2 separate regions of the Homo sapiens genome follow, and region 2 is linked to region 1. The links are chromatin loops, found by intact Hi-C in ENCODE. Cell type or tissue: A673. All regions are shown on one strand. Each heading gives the region's core, and the rest is flanking DNA. Links, peaks and the distances in the headings are about the cores only.

The links. A loop is a pair of places that touch in the nucleus more often than their neighbours do. Peaks named below come from ENCODE experiments on the same cell type or tissue, not always from the same donor. Only the 100,000 strongest peaks of a DNase experiment are listed, where the experiment ranks them.
Region 2: it touches region 1 in a loop (6-fold over the local background); 1 of 110 quality-filtered maps calls a loop at or near these places.

What each region holds. Positions count from the first base shown.
Region 1 is chr22:44,282,850-44,287,223 of GRCh38, forward strand. SHISAL1 (shisa like 1) reads right to left here. Exons shown (of 5, transcript NM_001099294.2): 4 at 2,579-2,896. Among named protein-coding and RNA genes, the nearest start is that of SHISAL1, 28 kb to the right of the region's middle. In A673, for the core only: no CTCF peak of the experiment used is centred there; a DNase peak (open chromatin) is centred at 2,052; H3K27ac peaks cover 2,789 bases.
Region 2 is chr22:44,330,206-44,334,579 of GRCh38, forward strand. It overlaps a transcript of SHISAL1 not described here. Among named protein-coding and RNA genes, the nearest start is that of SHISAL1, 19 kb to the left of the region's middle. In A673, for the core only: a CTCF peak has its summit at 1,872; no DNase peak of the experiment used is centred there; H3K4me3 peaks cover 289 bases; H3K27me3 peaks cover 2,255 bases.

The DNA of each region.
Region 1 (4,374 bases), core at 94-4,093:
TTGTAATGGCTGTTTGGGTGCCAAGTGGTGTTTCATTGACTGGGACACCACATGGAGGCTGGGCCACCCGGGGACCAGGGACCTAGTCGGGTTACAGTCAGAGCTATAATGCTGGAGATGTCCTGGGTCACACAGCTGGGAGGACCTTGGAGTGGCAGGAAAGGAGGCTCCTCCCTGATCTCCAAATGAAATCCCCTCTCACGTTGGTTCCTCAACTGGCAAAACTGAAGCCCAAAAAGGAAGCTCCTCACCCAGAGTCACGCTGCGTGTCAAAGAGCACAGCGGGAGTGGGACGGTGCCCGTGAATCCAGCCAGGGACTGGCTATTCCCTTATCCTGCACCACACCTTTGTGGGTTCTGACAACCTTTTTTCACGCTCACAGGGTGATGGGAACACCTTCCTGAGCCTGCACTCAGGACGGTCAGGAAAGACGAAGAGCCTCTGAGCTCCAAAAGGAAAAGTGTCCCACCTGGACCTGGAGCTCAGCTGCCCACTCAGGCTCCGTGCACAATCCCTGCAGGCTTGGCAAGCTCTCTGCATCCTGATGGCATAGCACAGTGCCTGGCACACAGCAGGTGCACAATGTGTGCTTGTTGGGGAAAAGCAATATGGAACAGGGGTAGGGTGGGAACTGCTGCTGAGACAGGCAAAAACGTTCTGGGCAGGATGAGATCGGGGAGCTGTTAGCAGCAAGCACAGTGACGTAGGAAATGGAAGACCTTGAGGCCGGGGCAGGAAAACAGCACCCAGGTGCTGAGTGCAGGGTGCTCACGACATCCTCCATCCCCTTGGCAAGTGTTCGGCGAGGTGTGAGCTATTTATTCCAAATGTATGTGCATGCAAAAGGTGCGGGAGTGGGGGAGGACCACCGTTTTAAACGGAAGATTCTCAGCTATCAAAAAGCTTGGCTCTTATAGACGTTTTCCAGTGCCTCCTGAGCTGTAGTGCCTATGAGCATCACCCTCAGAGATGCCTGGTCAGTAGGCTCTGGGTCTTTAGTTTGACAAACCCTCTAGGTGTGTCTGTTGCAAAGGATCCACATTTCAGAACACCCCACTCTTGGGTCCTGCCAACAGACATTTTATTGTCTGTAGCTCTCTGGAGTCCCCACTGCTCAAGGGTGGAGGCTGGCTTCTTCTCTACCCATCACCTCCACATCCCCCAGAGCCTGGCACAAACCCCTGCCCAAGGACCCACTCTGCCAGCATTTGTCAAACCGAGCCACACAGGGCTGTGTCTTTGTCTCCTGTGTGATGGATGGTGTCATTATTCAATCGATAAGCACAAGCTGATTTATGCATCTTATTAATTATTTAATAATAATTGAAAAGGTCACTACCTGCTAGCTATGTGAACGATCACTAACTCACGTCATTGCTGCCTCCAAAGAGGAGGCAGCAAGGATTAACTGAGGACCTACTATGTGCCAGGTAGGTGCACAGTTAATCCTTGGGAGGGGGCAGTCTTACCCACTCCTCCTTCACGAGGATCGGAAGGTTAAGAGGGGTGAAATCTCATGCCCGAAGTCAAGGAGCAGGTAAATGGCAGAGCCGGGACTCAGACCCAGGTTAGGTTACCTGCAAAGCTCCTGCACATGAACCCAGGGGTCACTGTGCGGCAAACTCCTGCACCCCTCCAGCAAGGGGGCTCTGGGATGGGTCTTGCAGCCTGGGCTTGGTATCATGATGTCCCTGGATGACGTGCCCTGAGCCCTGTGTGCCCATGGCTGCAGCTCAGCCCCCACAGAGCATCCGAACCTCTCACTCTAGCCCTTGACCTGGGAATCGACCCTCAGTCTGGCTCCTGTCCTTGGTGCTAGCCAGCCTCCCAGGGAGTTCCTGCTCCAAACGCACAGACCCTGCCTCTCCCCTTCCAACTCTAGATGCTGCACTACCCAGGGCCGCCTGGGATTAGGTCAGGCCCATCCCCACCATACTGGAACTGGGCGGAAATGGGAATTGCAGTAGACAAGCTCAGATCTGAACATAACCCTGGGGCAGCCACCCCACAAGGCCAACCCTTGAGATGCCACCTCTCTGCCTTCCTGCCTTCCTTCCTTCCTTCCTTCCTTCCTTCCTTCCTTCCTTCCTTCACAGCCTGCCTGAGTCAGAACTAGTACCCCTCATGCCATACAAGGCATGTACACATAAGGAACTAAGTAACATTTGTATTTTCTAACCTCATGCTGAAAAATCTGGCTGGACAGACTGATTTGCTTCCTTTGGCCAGATTTACAACTCAAAAAGCCATCCGGTTTTCCCCTTTGCCTTGGCAGCTAGGTAACCCAAAACTCCACTAAATGTTTAGTGGTTACCTCTCTCACACTGGGCTCTAAGCGCAATGAGCTTGCAAGCTTTGCTTCTAAGCTCTGTTTCCACCTCTCATTTTGACTTTCCTGTCTAGGCATGTGTTGTAGGCTACCCATAACAGTTTGAAATTTTTCTTGGCAAACAACAAGATAAGCAAACAATCAGGCAACCAATGAGCCAAACACTATGGCGAGAGTGATGGCGTATTCTCCAAGCTCTCCAAAGACAATGACCCAAATCATTCTGGGTCTCAATTGTAGCCACTCACCAGGCAGACGAACTCTGGAAGGTCATCAGCGGTGGGCTGTGAGCATCTCCCCGCAATGTGTGCACGGCCTGTGGGGCTTGTGGCAGCGGGCCTGGGGGAGGCTGCGGCTGTGGGGCCCGCTGACCCGGCCGAGGGGCCCGAGCGGGGTTCCCCCACCGCCGGGGGTCCTGTTTCATCCATCGTCCTTGGATGCCCCACCGTGCCAGGTAGACCTTGCAGATGTCGTAGTTCATTGCCGAGTAATACAAAAGGTCCAGAACCAGCAGCATCAACACGAAAAATCCATAGATCCACACTCCCAACAAGGCGGTGTAATTGCTGCGAACAAACAGAGAGGGAGTGAGCAAGCAGAGGGGAGCAGTCCAGCTCAGGCCGGCTTCATCAGTGGGGCTGATTAGAGAATGTGTCCTGGGGCTATGTTGGGGTCCCCGGGAGGAGGGTACTGAGCCCCTCTGGAGGGCGGGGCCTTGGCTCCCTCTCCTCTGCCTGCCTGTTCGCCTCCTTCCCTGGAATCCACTGCCCGGGCCTGGTCCCCACCTGGGCATCCTCCAGGACCCTGAGTCCTTGGGCTGGGATCCCTGAGGGTCCCACAGAGTCAGACACTTTGGGGGGAATTCTGAGCTGGCATCTGGGGCTCCCAGGACATGGCAGCCTCTTCCTTTACCTGGTGCTGTTTTGGTCTGCCCTCTCCCTCCTTCCTGCAGGTGCCCCTGCCCCACCTTTGCCTACATTGTTCCTGGCACCCGGGATGCTCTCACTGCCTCACCCCTGCTGTGAGGACGGAGGTCCTCCCCATCCTGCTGGACCAAGAGCAGAGGCATCAGGTTCTGCCCTCTAGACCCTCTCTCAGCCTCCCCCAGGGGTCCCCTTCACTCAACACGACCAGGCTGTGCATGGCTGGGGCTGTCCGGGCCCCATGACCTCACTTCTGTTATTCATTTGCCCAACATTTCCCCACCGAGGGCTGCTCTGCCTTCCTCAGGCAGAGGTGGCCAAAGTTGCGGGAGGGTTTGGAAGCCCGCTGTGAAGCCTGGCTCTCCCGGTGTCAGCCGACTCCACTGCAGACAGGGTCTGCGCTCCAGCACCCGGCCTTTGCACAGGCCGTGCCTTCTTTCCCTGCCCCCTTCCTCCCCTGCCTACCTCCCACCGGCCCTTTGTCGAAGATCACTTCCTCCAGGAAGTCTTCCGGACACCCTGACCCTCCTACGCAGCTGGGTCAAGCCTGTCTTCTGGCCCACAGCCCTGAGTTTCCCTCAAACCCAGCCCCTGTCACCCAGAGCCACATCTGTCTCCCACACCCTTCCCCAGGGCCAGGGTCCAAGTCTCCCCGACCTGTGCCCAGAGTGGATGGTGTCCAGGGCTTGCCACAGCAGCTGGAGCTGCCGAGCCCTAACAGTGCGTGCCAGGGGCTGTGGCTGCCTGAAGCCACCGATCTGTTAATCACTCCGGCGCCGCCTCCGTCTGCTCCCTGCTGCAGGCATGTGTTTGGGTGGGTGTGCGCTTCTGGTGTCGAGGAGGCGTGAATGGAGCCAGTGTCCGGCCTGTACACGCCACCGCTGCACATCCCCAGGGAGAGACTCACCTCGCTCTCGCCCAGACGGAGGTCTCGCGGGCAGCAGATCCTTTAAGACCCTGTTTGAGGCTGGGGGGAAGGGGCCAGCCCGGAACCCGGAGACCTGGTTCTAATTCTTCCTCTGCCTGGTTTGCTGTGTGGCCTGGGAAAACCCTTGCCTGTCTCTGGGCCTGGAGGAGATGAGCATGAGGCCTCTCCCAGTCTCGACTTCCAGGCTCCAGAT
Region 2 (4,374 bases), core at 212-4,211, 47 kb after region 1:
AGAGTGAGCTCACAGCAGCCTTTGGTGGTGGGCATGGCTGCCATTCTATCTTCCAGATGAGGAAACGGGCTGGGAAGCCTCAGGAGCCTTGGTCAAGGTCACACAGCCGTGGAGAGGGGGCTGGAGGCCACCCCCAGAGAGTCCCTGTGTGGGGCACTTCGTGTTCTTCCCATCCTAGGCTGGGATGCCTTTAAGTGACAGGTGCAATCACTTAAAACAGGCTCAGGAGGCCCAGAGAGGTAGGGGAGACACAAAGAGGCATCCCCAGAGGTGCTCTCCCGCAGATTACATAACTCCCCTTCCCTGTCGGATGGCCCCAGGGGTGAGGCTGGGGCAGCTAGCAAGAGTGGGGGAGACCCTAGGGGGCATGGACCCGGCCTTGTTTGCCCACATCCTCTTGACTCTTTCCAAAGAGGTAACAGTTGCAGGCGCCAGGACGCGCTGGCTTTTTCCCCCTGTTTTTTTTTCCTCTGGCTGAGTAACAAATACTAATACTAATAATGATAATAATAATTAGAATAAATATAACCTCGAGACGCTTGGGGTCTCGTTGCCATGGCAACCACGGGCACTAATGAGCTTCCGAGGCTGCCGCCGGGCCGGGCCACCCCAGCCCCGGGCGCGGGATCAATGTTGATTCGGCCCCGGAGGCGACAGCGGTTCCGCAGGGGCCGCGCGGCGGACCAGGACCCAGGGGCACGCACTTGGGAGGGGTCCTTCTACCCGTCCCCTGCGCTGCCCAGCTGGGACCCCCAGGCCCCTCTGGGTCCGCAGCGTGGCCCTCAGTCCCCGTGCAGCCCGCACGGGGCTCCCAGCTCACTGAGCTCCCCGACTCTGTTCTTGGAAGCCAGTCCCCCCCTTGGACGCGGATTCCGGTCCCGGCCGCCGCGTCCCGGCGCGGTGCGCCCCGAACTGCTCTCTTCGGAACCCAGCCCCTTCCTCTCCAAGGTTCAGCGACCCCGACCTTGGTGAGCGCCGGCGCGGACCCCAGTGCCGAACACCGGCTGTCCCGCACGGTTCCTGCCCCCGGACCCTTCCCCGGTCGTCCCCAGCCCCTTTCTAAAGAGCCCCGGACCCCCGTCATATGCCCCTTACCCGCCTCTCCCAAAGCGCCCACCCTTCACCCCTTCTCCGGAGCCCCGCGCCGCAGACCCCGCCCCCCACTCGCCCAGACCCTCCTCCGCCAGGAGCTCCGCCCCGGCCCCTTTCCCCGCCGCTCTCGGACCCCGGCCCAGGCGCGCCCCTCCCCCGCGCGGCCCCCGCCCTGCCCGCCCCGGGGCTCAGCTCACCTCGTGCCCGCCGCCCGCTCGTTCCTCGCTTCGTAGCCGGGAGCCGGCGCCCGCGGGAGCCGCCTGCTGGGGTGCGGGGGCTGCCCACGCCCCCGCGATGCCCCTGCCGCCGCCGCAACAGTTGTCCGGGTTCTGGGGGCTGCGGGGACGCGGGGACTCCGGGCTCCCTGATCGGCGCTCGGAAGGCGCCCGCTCCTAGGCGCGCCGGGCGCGGCGCGGAGCTGGGGCCGGGGCCGGGGCTGGGGCTGGGGCCGGGGCTGCAGCTCCGGCTCGGCGTCCGGCTCGGGGTCCGGCTGGGGGTCCGGCGGCCGGCCGCATGCCCCGTCGCCGCCCGCGGCTACTCGGCGGCCCGCGCCGCCCGGCCGCCCGCCGGCCCCGAGCCCCGCGCCGCGCCCGCCGCCGCCGCCGCCGCGCTCATGCTCGCCGGGCCCCGCGCTCGCCGCCGCCGCCGCCGCCGCCGCCGCTGCCCACTTCACTCTTTGGCGCTCGCTCCGCGCCGCGCCCTCTGCTGCCCCCTCGCCCGGGCTCGCCGAGCTCCCGCCGCCCTGCCCGCCGCGTCCTGCGCCCTCCTCTCTCTCCCTTCCTCTCTCCTCCCTTCCTCTCTCTCTCTCCCTCTCTCTCTCTTGCGTCCTCCTCTCATTTTTTTTTTTTCTTTCGCGGTCTCTTTTCTCCCCCTCTGGCTCTTTCTCTCTCCCCTCCTGCTGTTTGCGGTGGCTTCTCACTTTCTCTCTTTTTACTTCCTTTCCGTCCGTTCTTTCACGCCTTCCTCCTCATTTTCCTTCCTTCTACTTTTCCCTTCCCTCTTTCCGCTTTCCTGCCCCGTTTCCTTCCTCCCTCCCTTCCTCCTTCCTTCCTTCCTCTGCGTTCTTCCTCTCTCCTTTGTTCCTTCCTCCTCCTCCCCACTCCCTTTTCCTCTCCTCTTCCCACCCCAGTCTCCTACTCCCCAGTCCTCCCATCCCCATGGAACATACACCTGCTTTGTCTGGGAGCCACGTTATTCCTGCCAGCCAGACCCTGGCCAGGAGGATCAGGGTCACGGTCAGCTTGGGCCGAGAACCCTTCACATGAGACAAGCTCCTCTGCCAGGGTTTCCTGTGGGAAAGGCCCCACTTCCCGACCCTCCTGGGCCACTGCATGGGGTCCCCTCTTCGGCTTCTTCTCCCCTCTCCACCCGGCAGCCCCCCAGCTCCAGTCTGCCCCCCATTTCGCCCCTCACCTGCGGGACAAGGCTGCGCTTGCCCTTCTGTGGCCTCGAAGCCAGTGAGCCCCCGTTTCCCCACCTTCCCCTGTCCCTGGCCGGGAGACCTCTGGTGTAAAGAGATCTCGTGGGGAGAAGGTTGCAGCCTCCTCGAGGGCCCCAAGAGAGAATGGAGATGAGGATCTTTTATCGATTCCGCATTTTAGGAGGGAGAAGGGAGCCCCTGGAGGACTGGCCCCAAGATCCTCCCACCTGGGTCTCCTGAGATGGTGGCCCTCATTTCATTTTTCTAAGCATTGATGGAACCGCACCAGAAACTGGGCTGAGCCCTTTATACTTGATGTATTCTTTATGCTTTATTTGTTCCTCACCACAGTGCTGGGCAGCGTCCTCCCCACTTCACAGCAGAGGTGCTGGGACTCAGAGAGGTTAGGACATCTGCTCTGAGCCACACAGCCAGCTAGGGGCAGAATCGGGGCTCAAGCCCAGGTCTGCCTGACGTCCAGGCCCAGTCCTCCAGCCTTGGCCCCTCACAGGTACCTTAGTAAACATCAAGAGAAGGCACCGAGGGCAAGTGCTGCACCCTCTCCTTACTGAGGAGGAACCAAGACAGCGGGAGGTGCCTGGCAACAGCTTGCGCGTGACCCACTGATGGGGCTGGGAATCCAGATGGCATTTCCGATGCCACATCCTGGGCCCCTTTCAAAGATAAGAGGGAGGCTCAGCCTCATGCCCGAGGCACCCAGCTGGACAGTGGGAATGGTGCTGGGGCGCCCACCCTAGGAAGCCTGCACTGTTGGAGTGCCTCAGTTTCCCCACCTGTCTCACAGGTGTCCATCCCTTCCTGTCTTCAGTGGACCTGGCTTGAGCAGCTGCCCAAGCAGGACACAATCTCCCTCCAAGGGAGCCGATGTGGGCCCTGCTCATGGGAGGGGCAGAGGGACCCCATGAATGCCCCAGCAGGGCGAGGTCAGGGTCACAGTGAGGGTTCAGGGAGGCAGTGCCTGCTCAGCCACAGGGGCAGGCAGTGTTGCCCAGTGGGAAGGCTCATGGGATTTGTAGCAAGGTGGCACTTTGTCCCTAATTGGCCAGGTGGCCTTGGGCACGGCACAGAAGCTCCCTGAACGTCAGTTCTCTTTCCTAAAGAGGTCACAGCACTGCCTCCCGCATAGAGTGTCTCGAGGACTAAATGAGACTGGGCCCATGAGATACTTCTCCTGGCGCCTGGCAAATATCCCAAGAGGGGGACGGAGGAAACTGAGGCCAAGAGAGGCCATGGAACAGGTAGAAGTGCCCGGTGCTGGTGGTGGCGGGGCTGGAAGGTGCCTGCCAGACTGTCCCGTCTGATTTTGGCTGTTATGCTGGAGAGGTGCCTGTCATCTGTGCCCTAGCAGGGACCGTGTCTCAGGCTCTCAGTGCCAGGGACACTCAGCGTTGAGGGATGCGGGCTGAGCAAGGGGAGGAAGTGTAGGGGTGTCACAGCAGGCCGCCTGTGTTGCTGGGATGGGGTGTGTTGTGTGTGTGGTGTCTGTGTGTGTGGTGTATAGTGTGTGTATGTGTGTGTTGTGTGTTGTGTTTGTTGTATGAGTGGTGTGTGTGTGTTGTATGTGTGATTTGTATGTGGTGTTTGGTGTGTGCATGTGCTATGTGTGTTCTGTGTATGCGTATTAAATGTGTGGGGTGTATGGTACATGTGTGAATATGTATGTGTGTATGAGAGAATCTGAATGAGTGGTGTGTGTTTTGTGTGTGTGGTATGTGTGTGAATATGAGAGTGTGTGAGTGCTGTGTGTTTTTTGTGAGTGTGGTATGTGTGTGAATATGAGAGTGTGTGAGTGGTGTGTGTGTCTTGTGTGTGTCATATGTCTGTGTGGTACTGTATATGAG